Linked DNA regions of Homo sapiens: all the other regions are linked to region 3. The links are chromatin loops, found by intact Hi-C in ENCODE. Cell type or tissue: mammary epithelial cell. All regions are shown on one strand. Each heading gives the region's core, and the rest is flanking DNA. Links, peaks and the distances in the headings are about the cores only.

The links. Peaks named below come from ENCODE experiments on the same cell type or tissue, not always from the same donor. Only the 100,000 strongest peaks of a DNase experiment are listed, where the experiment ranks them.
Region 1: it touches region 3 in a loop (8-fold over the local background); 13 of 110 quality-filtered maps call a loop at or near these places.
Region 2: a loop joins it to region 3, with 5 times the contacts of the local background. A loop is called at or near these places in 47 of 110 quality-filtered maps.

Annotation. Positions count from the first base shown.
Region 1 is chr11:67,380,497-67,385,084 of GRCh38, reverse strand. All of the region lies in intron 2 of LOC100130987 (a long non-coding RNA gene), which reads right to left. Among named protein-coding and RNA genes, the nearest start is that of CLCF1, 9.2 kb to the right of the region's middle. RefSeq lists an enhancer at 4,096-4,145. In mammary epithelial cell, for the core only: a CTCF peak has its summit at 2,352 (motif pointing right); a DNase peak (open chromatin) is centred at 2,364.
Region 2 is chr11:67,092,919-67,097,506 of GRCh38, reverse strand. No RefSeq gene overlaps it. Among named protein-coding and RNA genes, the nearest start is that of KDM2A, 24 kb to the left of the region's middle. RefSeq lists an enhancer at 2,149-2,208 and a silencer at 2,309-2,378. In mammary epithelial cell, for the core only: a CTCF peak has its summit at 2,417 (motif pointing left); no DNase peak of the experiment used is centred there.
Region 3 is chr11:67,314,853-67,319,440 of GRCh38, reverse strand. LOC100130987 (a long non-coding RNA gene) reads right to left here and starts at 1,602. Exons shown (of 4, transcript NR_024469.1): 1 at 1,244-1,602. RefSeq lists a silencer at 1,182-1,231 and enhancers at 1,452-1,881, 1,922-1,971. In mammary epithelial cell, for the core only: a CTCF peak has its summit at 1,687 (motif pointing right); DNase peaks (open chromatin) are centred at 1,640 and 2,150; H3K4me3 peaks cover 1,803 bases; H3K27ac peaks cover 1,779 bases.

The DNA.
Region 1 (4,588 bases), core at 839-3,338, 66 kb before region 3:
GGCAGCTCTGAGCTGGCAGGGTACCTGCCCTGCTTGTAATGAGTTTGTGGCATTCCAAGTGCTGCCAGCCCCCCAGCCAAGCTCTGCCCCTGCCTTTCTTGTTCCCTGGCATTTCTCCCAGAAATCAGAATGATGTTTGGCACACAGCAGTGGTGTAATAAGTCTGTGCTGAATGACTGAAGAGTACGGAATTCAGAGAGGTTTCGGGACTTGAACCCACGATTGTCTGTTGAGGTTGAGAATGCAGTTGTGGATGCCAGCCCGTGTAGGTCTGAATCCAGCCTAGCCGCAGTCTCCATCACTTAACAAGTTGTGCAAAAATGGACAAGTTGCTTATGTTCTCCAAGCCTGTTTCCACCTCAAAGGGCTGTTGTGAGGAGTAACTTAATATTTACGCAGCTCTTAGAATCTGCTGTTAGCACTGCTGCGACTATGATTGCTGCGTCCTGCCCCTCCAGCTCGAGTCATCCTTACAGTATCCTTGGGCCGGGACTGGAGACAAAACAAACCATCAGCTTGGACAAAGCTAGGGTGAATCTACACAAGGATCCCAGGAGGAAAGTCTCGCAAGGAAACATTACAGAGAAAAGGCCTGCTGTCCAGAAACTGGCAAATATTCAGAAGACTCTTGGCCAGGCACGGTGGCTCACACCTGTAATCCCAACACTTTGAGAGGCCAAGGTAGGCAGATTGCTTGAGGTCAGGAGTTGAAGACCAGCCTGGCCAACATGGTGAAACCCCTTCTCTACTAAAAAAAAATACAAAAATTAGCCGGGCGTGGTGGCACACACCTGTAATTCCAGCTACTCAGGAGGCTGAGGCAGGAGAATCACTTTTTTTTTTTTTTTTGAGACAGAGTCTCGCTCTGTCACCCAGGCTGGAGGGCAGTGGCGCGATCTCGGCTCACTGTCAGCTCCACCTCCCGGGTTCACGCCATTCTCCTGCCTCAGCCTCCCAAGTAGCTGTGACTACAGGCGCCCACCACCACGCCCGGCAAACTTTTTGTATTTTTAGTAGAGATGGGGTTTCACTGTGTTAGCCAGGATGGTCTCGATCTCCTGACCTCATGATCCACCCGCCTCAGCCTCCCAAGGTGCTGGGATTACAGGCGTGAGCCACTGCGCCCAGCCAGGAGAATCACTTTAACCTGGAAGATGGAGGCTGCCGTGAGCAGAGATCCCTCCACTGCACTCCAGCCTGGGCAACAGGACAAGATTCCATCTCAAAAAAAAAAAGAAGACTCTTGGTTAAGGTCAGAAGAGTCAGCCCATGGGGAAGAGGCTCTGGAGAGAGGCTGCTGCTACTGCTGCCTCCAGCGGCACCACGTGCTGGCCCCATGATTCTGGGCCCTCTGTGTCCTCTGCCTTGAGAGGAGAATGTGAGCCCTTGCCTTCCTCCCAAGCTGCTGGAGCCTGGCATGAGATAATGGATGTGCCCACACTGCCAGGCACTGTGCGCAGATGAGGGACCAGGTCTTTTGAGTCTGCAGGGCTGGAGGTGGAGGGGAGATGGGATGAAATTTTTTTTTTTCAGACAGAGTCTCGCTCTGTCGCCCAGGCTGGAGTGCAGTGGCGCGATCTCGGCTCACTGTCAGCTCCGCCTCCCAGGTTCATGCCATTCTCCTGCCTGAGCCTCCCGAGTAGCTGGGACTACAGGCGCCCGCCACCATGCCCGGCTAATTTTTTGTATTTTTAGTAGAGACGGGGGTTTCATCGTGTTAGCCAGGATGGTCTCGATCTCCTGACCTCGTGATCCGCCCACCTCGGCCTCCCAAAGTGCTGGGATTACAGGCGTGAGCCACCGCGCCCGGCCAGGATGAATTTTTTTAAACCCACAGTGAGGATGGGAAGGGAGAAGTTCAGGCTTGTTCACCAAAACCTGGCACACTGGAATTACAGGCCCCCTTGGAGCGCAAGTGAGGTAAGTTTAGGACAAATAAAAGGCAGTGTGCTTCACCCAGCAGGGGAGGACGCTGATGGAACTCATTATCCCAAGATGTCGTCTCAGCTGGAAATAGAAACAGCTTCACAAAAGATTTAGATACATCCATGGATGATGGCTCCATTCATGGGTTAGAAGGGGAAGGAGGCTGTTTGAGGCCCGTCCCCCAGGGCAGGCATCAGGGAGGTGGCCCGGTCTCCCTAAGACCCCCCTTTGCACTCCTGTTAGAGGCAGGCTTCTGGCAACATGGACCCCAAGAGGCAACGTGGAGTCCCGTAAGTTAGAGCCTGACCTGTGTCCCTGGCCTTTTCCTCAACCTCCCCAATACTCAGCATCCACTGTTGGGGAGAGATAAGGTGCCACCAGCTTCAGGGAAAGCATCCCGGCTGGGCTGTCCCCTAAGAGACCAGCAGAGGGAGACAGACACCGTGTCCAGTCCCAGCTTCGGGAACAGAGACCTTGCTGATCCGCCTTGGGCAGGCCTCTGTGGGGGCAGTTTTGTGCTCATGTTGTGCGGGGTGGGACAGAAGGGGACAGAGAGGGCATCCTCCCAGGCTGAGACAGGCTTATTACTGGGGAGATGGGGGCAGGGAGGAGATTTTTAGGAACTAGGGGCAGGGTGAGGAGGAGGCTACTAATTAAGAGCCGGGTGGCTCCAGAGCCAGGCTGCCTGCCTGTGTAACTTGGAAAAGTTATATAACTCTGTGCCTCAGTTTACCCATGGTAAAATGGCAACTACAACAGCACCGGCCTCAGGAGGGCTATGTGAGATTGCGTGCTGTATTCAAATGCTTCACTGCAGTGCCAGAGAATTGGGAAGAGCTCAGTAAATGGGAGCGATAGCCTACACCGTGGGGAGATCAGAGGACTCTCCCGTCTCCTTAGAGCTCCGGAGCTTGCAAAGCCCTTTTACTTTATTATCTCATCTGGGCCTCACCGAACCCTGGAGGTTTGGTGAGGCTAAGAGGCTCACTTTTTTTTTTTTTTTTTTTTTTTTTGGAGATGGGGTCTCACTCTGTCACCCAGGCTGGAGTGCAGTGGCTCAATAGCTCACTACAGCCTTGAACTCCTGGGCTCAAGCAATCCTGTCACCTCAGCCTCCCAAGTAGGTAGGACTACAGGTGTGTGCCACCATGCCTGGCTAATTTTTTGGGGAAGTAGGGGGGGATCTTGCTATGTTGCCCAGGCAGGTCACTTATAAGTGGTAGATCTGGGCTTTCTGATGCTAAAGAATCCAGGGATCTTTCTCAAGTTCCCTGCTGAGCTGGAGGCTGGAGGAGGCCTGCTCCAGGTGCCCTTGTCTGCACTGAGCCTCCTGGCAGGCCGCCCATATCTCTAGTTGGTATTGAAGTTATCTTGCCCACTGTCCCACCAGCTCCCGAGTCCCTGGCAGGCAGGCTGTGTTTCTCTGTAGGTCCACACTGTTCAGCAAGGCATATATAGCAGGGGCTTCCAAAAGCTTTTGGGAGGTGACGGGATTCCATGGGTCTGAATGCCAGCTCCTCCCCAGCTCCTGTCCTGGTTCCAGGTCAGGTGTGGCCCCCCACTTTTTGCCACTCAAATTCTCCCTGCCGTATCTCCAAAATCTCCCGACGTCTCCCTCTTCTGACCTCTCCTTTCTCTGCATCATAGCCCTTTGTATATCTCCTTAAGTTCCTGTTTCATTTTGAAATCTTGCAACAGTCAAAGGCTAAAACGGAAATATGTACAGAGTGCTCTGTTAAGGACCACAAGGTGGGCCTCAGAAAGATGGCTGTGGGTGCTAGAAAGCGGGTGAGCCTCAAATTAGCTGGGCATGATGGTGGGTGCCTGCCTCCCAGCTACTCGGGAGACTGAGGCGGGAGAATAGCTTGAACCCGGGAGGGGGAGGTTGCATTGAGCCGAGATCACGCCACTGGACTCCAGCCTGGGTGACAGAGAGAGACTCTGTCTCAAATAAAAAAAAAAAAGAAAGTGGTTGAGCTCTTCATAGACCTAAACCACCCATGTCTTCTAGACAACCTGAAAGCCTAGGACGGGGCTGGGTCAAGACTGGTTGGTTTCTCTCATGCCTTCAGAGCTGACTGTGCCATGAGACTCCACCCTTCCCACCTCCAGCCCTCTTCAACCCACTGAAGTCCTACAAGAATCTCTTGGGGACAAAAGAGGAGAGAGATGAGACGGGTCCTTAGAGAGCACTTATAACACAAAGTGGAGAGCAGCAAGGGCCCTGGAGAGTGAAGTCTGTGGTGGGGAGCAGAGCTGGGATGACAGTGACAGGCTTCAGGAAGAAGGCAGAAGAACAAAGGGTCTAGATGAGTAGCCATGGGGAGCTCACGAGGGGCAGCTGCATTGTGGGTAGAGAGGACACCATTAGCAAAGACAGAGGGATACGGTATGAGGGGTAGGTAACAAGATTCTTTAACATTATTGGCTGGGCGAGGTGGCTCACGCCTGTAATCCCAGCACTTTGGGAGGCTGAAGCAGGCAGATTGTTTGATATCAGGAGTTTGAGACCAGCTTGAGCTACATGGCAAAACCCTGTTTCTACAAAGAAATACAAAAAAATTGGCCGGGAGTGGTGGCTCATGCCTGTAATCGCAGCACTTTGGGAGGCCAAGGCGGGCAGATCACCTGAGGTCAGAAGTTCGAGACCAGCCTGGCCAGC
Region 2 (4,588 bases), core at 958-3,457, 220 kb after region 3:
GGTGATCAATCCTCCTCAGCCTCCCAAAGTGCTGGGATTACAGGTGTGAGCCACTGTGCCTTACTTCGAATTCACCCAGAAGCAAACCTTGAGGCAAGGATTCAAGTGCAAGAAGTTTATTTGGGAAATGGTCCTAGGAAATACTGACAGAGGAGTGGAAAGTAAGACAAGGGAGGGAAGAGAACCAACGAAGGGTGCATCGTCGAGCAAGTCACTGCAGTGGCTGCTGGTGCTGCCTGGCTGGACACCTCTGGGAGACAGTGTAGAAGGGGACTCCACATTTTCCTTATCCACCCGCTGCCACCTGCCATTGGTTGTGGGCTGCTTCCAGAGGCTGTTGGCTCCCTGGCACACTCACTGCCCCATGTGTGTGCAGAGTCAGTGGCCTGAGCAACCCCTGGTCAGAGACACAGAATCGGGACTGCCAACGGCCCGTGGTAGGCACCACATCCAGAGCTACAGAGGGCAATGGAGAGTTCTGGAGAGTTCTTTGGATGCTCTGAGAGAACTAGGGTAGGGTATGGTGGGCACCAGAAAAAAAAAAAAAGTTCAGTTTGAGAGAATGTCAGACTTAGTGACATCCTTTACCAAGGCTTTCTAGGGATCATGGGCATTGAGTTTGAACTTGCAGATGTGGGAAGGAAAGCCCGCTGGAAACAAAAACCTCCTGTGCCACATCCCACTGCAAGAGCCAGCCTGCTGGGAGGCAGCCTGCTGGGCTCTAAGGCAGAGTTGGGAGGGCAGGAGGCAGGTGAGTGGAGGTCCCTGGTAGCAGTGTCTCCCGGCCTCCCTGCTCCCATGGGGCCCCTGCAGCCACCAGCCTGGCTCCACCCAAAGCCAAAGATGCCCCTTATTTATTATTATTATTATTATTATTATTATTATTATTATTATTGACACAGTCTCGCTCTGTCACCCCAGGCTGGAGTGCAGTGGTATGATCTCCGCTTACTGCAAACTCAGCCTCCTGGGTTCAAGTGATTCTCCTGCCTCAGCCTCCCGAGTAGCTGGGATTACAAGTGCCTGCCACGACCCCTGGCTAATTTTTGTATTTGTAGTAGAGACAGGGTTTTGCCATGTTGGCCAGGCTGGTCTTGAACTCCTGACCTCAGGTGATCTGCTCGCCTCGGCTTCCCAAAGTGCCAGGATTATAGGCATGAGCCACCACGCCCGGCCAATGTGCCCTTTCTTTTTCTTTTGCTTTCTTTTTTTTGAGACGGACTTTCGCTCTTGTTGCCCAGGCTGGAGTGCAATGGCGTGATCTTGGCTCACTGCAATATTTGCCTCCTGGGTTCAAGCGATTCTCCTGCCTCAGCCTCCCGCGTAGCTGGGATTACAGGCATATGCCACCACACCCAGCTAATTTTGTATTTTTAGTAGAGGTGGGGTTTCGCCATGTTGGTCAGGCTGGTCTCAAACTCCCGACAGGTGATCCGCCTACCTTGGCTTGGCTTCCCAAAATGTTGGGATTATAGGCATGAGCCACCACGCCTGGACTTCCTTTTTTTTTTAGAGAAAGGGTCTCGTTTTTTCACCCAGACTGGAGTGCAGTGGCGTGACCATAGCTCACTGTAGCCTCAAACTTTTGGGCTCAGGTGATCCTCTTGCCTCAGCCTCGAGGAGCTGGGACTACAGGTGCACTTCAGAGAGAGAGCCCCAGCCAGGGGCTAAGGTACCTTTCCTTTAACCTCCTCACAGGTCACACCTATATGGGCCAGGACCTTGCAGAGGTTGCAGCTAAGAAGCAGGGGCCAGAGGGTGGCCTGCTGCAGGAAGGCGGCTACCTAGTTACTGATCCCTAGTTACTCACGGGGGTGAGGGTCCCATTCTCCCCTGAACCCCCAGCAGTGTCCCCTGCAGTGTGAGCACTTCTCCGGAGAGGACAGTTTCTGCCCCAGTACTCACGCTGCAACTGACTAGCAGCTTCAGGGGACAGGGCAGGGAGAGGGGCAGGGTCGACCCTTGCTGCTTAGGTGAGAGGTCTTCATCCTGAACCCTGCTTGTCTTCACCCTGAGCGGGTGCTGGAGCATCATCCATCCAGAGAGGTCTGCAGGTCCCTCCAGCCCATCCTGCACATCCCACCACTGCTCTCACTCCTGCTCCAGGATCAGCCCAGCTGTGAAAATTCTCCAGTGTCCCCTCACCTGGCTCAGCCCTAAATCTTTCCCTCACTTCCACCACAATCCTAGCATCCCAAGCCCCATGCATAGCTGACCACAGACCACTGCCTTGTGAGCCTGGACTGGAGCAAACTTCAGCTAGAGGCACAGGGAAGGTCAGGTTTTGGGCACATGTAGGGGAGCAGTGGCCCTTCCAGCTGGTGGACAGCTGTTCCTGGTGTCCCTGCAGGTGCCTGGGCCTCTAGCATGCTGGCCTGGCAATCCTACCCCACCCCACCCCCGCCCCCTGGCGGGCTTTTAATACCTGGCATAATCTCTTCTGCTGATGCAGCTGGTTTTAAGGTGGGAAGAGGGGCCAGTGAACTTGGAGAAGCTTGGGAGCTGCTCTGCCTGCAGCCCAGAGACCCAGGACGGGTGGGCAAAGGAAACTTGAGCGAACAGGCACCAGGTGGGAAAAATGCGTGAGCAAATCTATTTTTTTTTTTTTTCTGAGACAGAGTCTCCCTGTGTCACCCAGGCTGGAGTGCAGTGGCGTGATCTCTGCTCACTGCAAGCTCCGCCTCCCAGGTTCAGGCCATTCTCCTGCCTCAGCCTCCCAAATAGCTGGGACTACAGGCACCTGCAACCACGCCCGGCTAATTTTTTTGTATTTTTAGTAGAGACGGGGTTTCACCATGTTAGCCAGGATGCTCTTGATCTCCTGACCTCGTGATCCGCCTGCCTCGGCCTCCCAAAGTGCTGGGATTACAGGCATGAGCCATCGCGCCTGGTCTGCATGAGCAAATCTAAAGCTATCAGGGGCTTTCTTTCTTTCTTTCCTTCTTTCCTTCTTTTCCTTCCTTCCTGCCTTCCTTCCTTCCTTCCTCCCTCCCTCCCTTCCTCTTTCTCTCTCTTTTCATTCGTTCTTTCTCTCTCTTTCCCTTCCTTCCTTTTCCCTCTCTCTCCCTCCTTCCTTTTCTCCCTCCCTTCTCCCCTCCCTCCCTCCCTCCCTTCTTTTTTTTTTTTTTTTTGAGACGGAGTCTCGCTCTGTTGCCCAGGCTGGAGTGCAGTGGCGTGTCTCGGCTCACTGCAAGCTCCGCCTCCTGGGTTCACGCCATTCTCCTGTCTCAGCCTCCCAAGTAGCTGGGACTACAGGTGCTGGCCACCATGCCTGGCTAATTTTTTGTATTTTTAGTAGAGATGGGGTTTCACCATGTTAGCCAGGATGGTCTCAATCTCCTGACCTCGTGATCTGCCCACCTTGGCCTCCCAAAGTGCTGGGATTACAGGTGTGAGCCACCACGCCTGGCTTTTTTTTTTTTTTTGAGACAGAGTCTTGCTCTGTTGCCCAGGCTGGAGGGCAGTGGCACGATCTCTGGTCACTGCAACCTCCACCTCCTGGGTTCAAGCGATTCTCCTGCCTCAGCCTCCCTAGTAGGTGGGAGCACACCCCACCATGCTCCACTAATTTTTGTATTTTTAGTAGAGACGGGGTTTCACCATGTTGGCCAGGCTGGTCTCAAACTCCTGACCTCAAGCAATCCGCCCGCCTCAGCCTCCCAAAGTGCTGGGATTACAGGCGTGAGCCACCGTGCCCGGCTTGGCTGTTTGCATTTCTATTGTCAGCTGCCAGCTGAGGTTTGTTTAAACCTCAGGAGGTATCCCCTGGTTCAAGTGGGTTACTGCTCCACCCAGGACTAGAATTTCACAAGTAGGTGTGCGTTGCACCCATCCTATAGGTCTTGCCTGGAATTGGGGCAGTTCACATCTTACGCTGCACACATGCATTTACTGAGCAGTGCTCTGCACTGAGGGAGGCAGATGGGTTGCTATTGGGTCTCTGGGACCTACCCTCAGCCAGTATGCCATCTAGGTACCAGTAGGGGCAGCCCTCAGGTGGCCCACCCAGCCAGGTCCTACTCTTGGGATTTCACCTGACTACTACTGTAATTTCTGGTGGCTACTTTGATTTTTCTTTTTTTGAGACGGAGTCTCACTCTATTGCCAGGCTAGAGTGCTGTGGCACGATCTCAGCTCACTGCAACCTCTGACTCCCTGGTTCAAGCGATTGTCCTGCCTCAGCCTCCCGAGTAGCTGGGACTACTGGCGCATGTCACCACGCCCAGCGAATTTTTTTGTATTTTTAGTAAAGATGGGGTTTCACCATGTTGGCCAGGATGGTCTCAATCTCCTGACCTTGTGATCCACCCGCCTTGGCATCCTAAAGTGCTGGGATCACGGGCCTGAGCCACTGCGCCTGGCCTGATTTTTTAAATAACCATTCTACTTTAGAACAGTTCTAGATTTGCAGGAAAAGTATGTTTCTATATAGCCCTGCACCAAGTTTCCCCTATTATTAATATCTCAGATTACTGTGGTACGTGTGTTACAAGTAATGATACATGGCTGGGCGTGGTGGCTCACGCCTGTAATCCCAGCACTTTGGGAGGCCAAGGCGGGCAAATCACTTGAGGTCAGGAGTTCCAGA
Region 3 (4,588 bases), core at 704-3,203:
TTCAGCTGTTTTTGCATCATAAGTACTCACATCCTCTATGAATCTTAAGTATCCACCCTACTATGTGGCATTAAGCCTGCATCCTCCCTAAATGCTGTGTGGTAACGCTATAATTCAGCCTACAGCTGAAGGGAGGCAATACACTGGCCTTGAGCATCCAACCTTGGGTGAAAAGACTCAAGTTTCCCCATCAAAATCAGCCTATAAAACCATCCTGCCTAGCCAGGTGTGGTGGCTCACGCCTGTAATCCCAACAATTTGGGAGGCCGAGGCGGGCAGATCTCTTGAGGCCAGGAGTTTGAGACCAGCCTGGCCAACATGGTGAAACCCCATCTCTAACAAAAAATACAAAAATTAGCCGGGAGCGATGGCACACGCCTGTAGTCCCAGCTACTCAGGAGGCTGAGGCACGATAATCGCTTGAACCCAGGAGGAGGAGGTTGCAGTAAGCAGAGATCACGCCACCGCACCCCAGCCTGGGTGACAGTGAGACCCTGTCTCAAAATAAACAAACGAACAAAAAGCAAAAAACCGCCCTGCTTAGGAGAATGAACTTGCCCAGAAATAAAGTGAATTCAAAAATTAAGAAAAGGTCTTATGGTGGCTAGGGACTATTGTAGAAATTATCAGAAACGATAGTTGGGACCTGGGATAGCAGTTCCTCTATGCAGTCCCTGGGCTAAAAACTTACATGCGTCATCTCATTTAATCCTCAAAAACCTGAGGTAGTATTAACATTATCCCCAATCTTGCAAATGAAGAAGCTGAGTCTCAAGAGATGTCCTAACTTTGCCCAAAGTCACAAACCCAAGTTTCTCTGACTCTAGATCCCAAGCTGAGAGTCTTGCTCAGATCATCCCAGGTCCCCTTCTTTCTTCTTGCACTTGGGGTGCAATAAGGGGCAATGGGGCCAGCAGTGTGTAACATACTGCACCGTAGGAAGAGACGTTAGGATCATCGGTCTCAGCCTCCGTATTTTACAGAGGAAGGAACTCGTAGGTCACACAGAGCCAGGGGGCTGCTCTGCAACAGAATCTCAATGGACACTAGAATTCCAGTCCAAGCCCCATTTTACAGAGCGTGGGAACTGAAGCCCACCGGGCCTGGGGGCCTCCCGGGTTCCGAATCCACCAGCGGCTGAGCCAGATCCAGCCCCGGGCGCACTCACTGCCCTGTCTGATTCTACCTCCGCGTTCACCTGCGCCGCGAACCCTCCCCGTGGGCTGCCAGCGCCCGGGAGTACCTGTCGGCCGCGCGCAGGCCCTCGGCTCGGGGTGACAAGACGCTGGCGCGGGCAAGCGGGGCTTCGCGGGCCACAGCCAGATCTCGGCCTCGAGGACCCGGGTCGCCACGCCAGCCCCTTTCCTCAGAACGCCGAGGCCTCAGGAGCGTGTGCGCGCCGGGACGCCCCAGAGAATTTGGAAGCGCTGGTCCCGGAGGCAAGGCCGGCTTGGTCTCCTCTCCTCAATCCCCCGACGCCATCCCCTGGACCTTCTGCAGACCGGGTCCCAGCCCCAGCGCACCTCAGGAAGAAACAACACCTTCGCGCTTAGCTGAGTCAAGCGGCCAGGACTCTAGAAGGGGCGAGGTTCCCATGGCAACGAGGGAAACTCTTTGCGCCTGCGCAGAGGCGCTCGGCACGCTGGGAAATGTGGTTTCCGGGTTGTCCCTGGAGGCTAAGGGAATGGACACAAGGTGGCGCGCGAACGTTGCGGTCGATGTGGCTAAGCCCGGGTCCCCAGCTGCCGGGCGCTGCGGGCGCAGGAGAGGCCGCGAAGGTCTGAAAGGTAGTTTCTCTGAGGCGTCTGGGATGCGGAGTGAAGAGAAGGAGGCACAGTCTCTTCAGCGCGGTTGATTTTGCCGTTTGAAAACTTGGCCTAACAAGCGGCAGCCCTGGCTAGGGCGAGGGCAGTTGCTTCCGAGGCCCCGCCCCAGCCTGGGCTGAGCCGGGAGCGGCCGAGGGAGGGGGCTGTGACGGTGGGAGCTGGTTCCGGAGGGAAGCGCGCGACGGTCGTGCTGCAAGCGTTCCAGGTCCAGGCTGGGCGACCCCTCGCGCTGCTGAGAGGCTCCTATGCCCGGTGGGAGTTGAAGTCGGGCTCCGGGAGCAGCAGTCATCCTGATCCTCCCACCCGCGAGCTCCAAGCACTTCTGGATCCAGGTCCCGCCTTGGGCGGAAATGTGCAGTCAGTTGACTGCCCAGGAGCCACCTTCCCCGCTCCCGCGTTAGTCTCTTGGAATGAGAATCTAGAAACCTAGGATCTGATTCCGGCTCTGTTAGAGATTAGTAGTTACTTCTCTGAGCCTCAGTTTCCTCATTTCTAGAAAACGATGGTATTGGGGCAGGCGCGGTGGCTCACGTCTGTAATCCCAGGACTTTGGGAGACGGAGGGGGTGGATCACCTGAGGTCAGGAGTTAGAGACCAGCCTGGGCAACATGGCGAGACCCCCTCTTCTACTAAAAATATGAAAATTAGCCAGCGTCGTGGCACAAAAAAAAAAAAAGAAAAGATTTTTTTTTTTGGAGATGGAGTCTCTCTCTGTCGCCCAGGCTGGAGTGCAGTGGCACTATCTCGGCTCACTGCAAGCTCCGCCTCCCGGGTTCACGCCATTCTCCCGAGTAGCTGGGACTACAGGCGCCCGCCACCATGCCCGGCTAATTTTTTTGTATTTTTAGTAGAAACGGGGTTTCACCGTGTTAGCCAGGATGGTCTCGATCTCCTGACCTCGTTATCCACCCGCCTTGGCCTCCCGAAGTGCTGGGATTACAGGCGTGAGCCACCCCGCCCGGCCACAAAAGTGCTTTATAAAGCATTACCTGGAATGGGGGCGGGGGGGAGCCCTCAGACAACCTAAATGTTCATCAATAAATGACCACTTAACTGATGGATTCCATAAAATAGAACATGTGTGGTTATTTTTTAAATGAGGCAAATCTTTTATGTACTATTTGGGGGGAAAACTCAAATGGCGTTTTTCCTCTGCTCTCACACCATCACAATTATCAACACGTAAGACTTTGGTGACCAAAGATATTGGGTTGGCCAGGCGCAATGGCTCACGCCTGTAATCCTAGCGTTTTGGGAGGCCGAAACGGGTGGATCACCTGAGGTCAGGAGTTCGAGACCAGCCTCGCCAGCATGGTGAAACCCCCATCTCTACTAAAAATACCAAAAAAAATTAGCCAGGCATGGTGGTGGGCACCTGTAATCCTAGCTACTCGGGAGGCTGCGGCAGGAGAATCGCTTCAACCTGGAAGGTGGTGGTTGCAGTGAGCCAAGATTGCGCCATTGCACTCTAGCCTGGGTGGACAAGAGTGAGAATCCATCTCAAAAAAAAAAAAAAAAGGTGTGGGGTTTTTCTCCCCACACACCAAGCAACAGACCAGCTGGGTGGCCTCCAATTCAATTCCAACTCTGTCTACCGGGAGATAGTGTCGGATCGCACAGGTTGAGGCTCAGCCCCCAAGACTGCATCTCCCTCCCCTCAGATCCCAGTCAAAAGTCCAGGCCTCCAGAACTTCTGCCTGACCAGCTTCAAGTTGGGGTTCCCACGATCCCCTCTTTCGGTTTGATTAATTTGCTGGAGCAGCTCACAGAACTCAAAGAAACACTTACGTTTAGTGGCTTATTATAAAGGATACTACAAAGGATAAAGGTGAAAAGATGTGCACGGGGGAGGGTGCGGAGTGTGCACACCCTCCCTAGGTGCACCACCGGGGAGGAACCTGCACATGGTCAGCTACCCAGAGCTCCAAGAAGCCAGTCCTCTTGGGTTTTTAATGGAAGCTTCATGACATCAGCATTCCTTACACCAGGGTATAGAGTGAGGAGGAGGGTCTCTCTGGGGAGGGTCTTATAACCCACAATCTGAAAGTGAGGGTGAACAGTAGAGCCCTGCCTTGGGGCAAGGGAGAGGAGGGCAGAATGTCAAGAGGTTGTTTCCTGCGGCCTGCTCCTGAGGCCTGACACACTCAACATTAGAACAAAAGACTGAACAAGGGCTATGAGGGTTATGAGCCAGGAGCCTGGATGAAAACCAATGTATATATAACACCACGGTACCGATGTGGAACTCTGATATGAACCAATTTTCAAAGTGTAGAATAGTATGTTAACATGCTATTGTCTGTATTTTTAAAAAATACACATACCAATATATTTGATTACATAAGCATGGGGTACCTGGAGGGCATCAAAGGCAGCTGGTAACAAGTCATTGCCTGAGTAGATGTGAAGGACTAGAGGACAGAGTAGGAGTGAGATTTACTTTTCATTTTATATCCTTCTTATTATTTTTTGCCCCTTTAGCAATTTGGGTGAGCTTTGTGTATACATAGGGTTTTTTTTATTTTTATTTTTTTTTGGAGACGGAGTCTCACTCTGTCACCCAAGCTGGAGTGCAATGGCGCAATCTTGGCTCATTGCGACCTCAGCCTCCCAGGTTCGAGCAATTCTCCTGCCTCAGGCTCCCAAATAGCTGGGATTACAAGTGCACGCCACCACACCCAGCTAATTTTTGTATTTTTAGTAGAGACAGTGTTTTGCCACATTGGCCAGGCTGGTCTCGAACTCCTGACCTCAGGTGATCC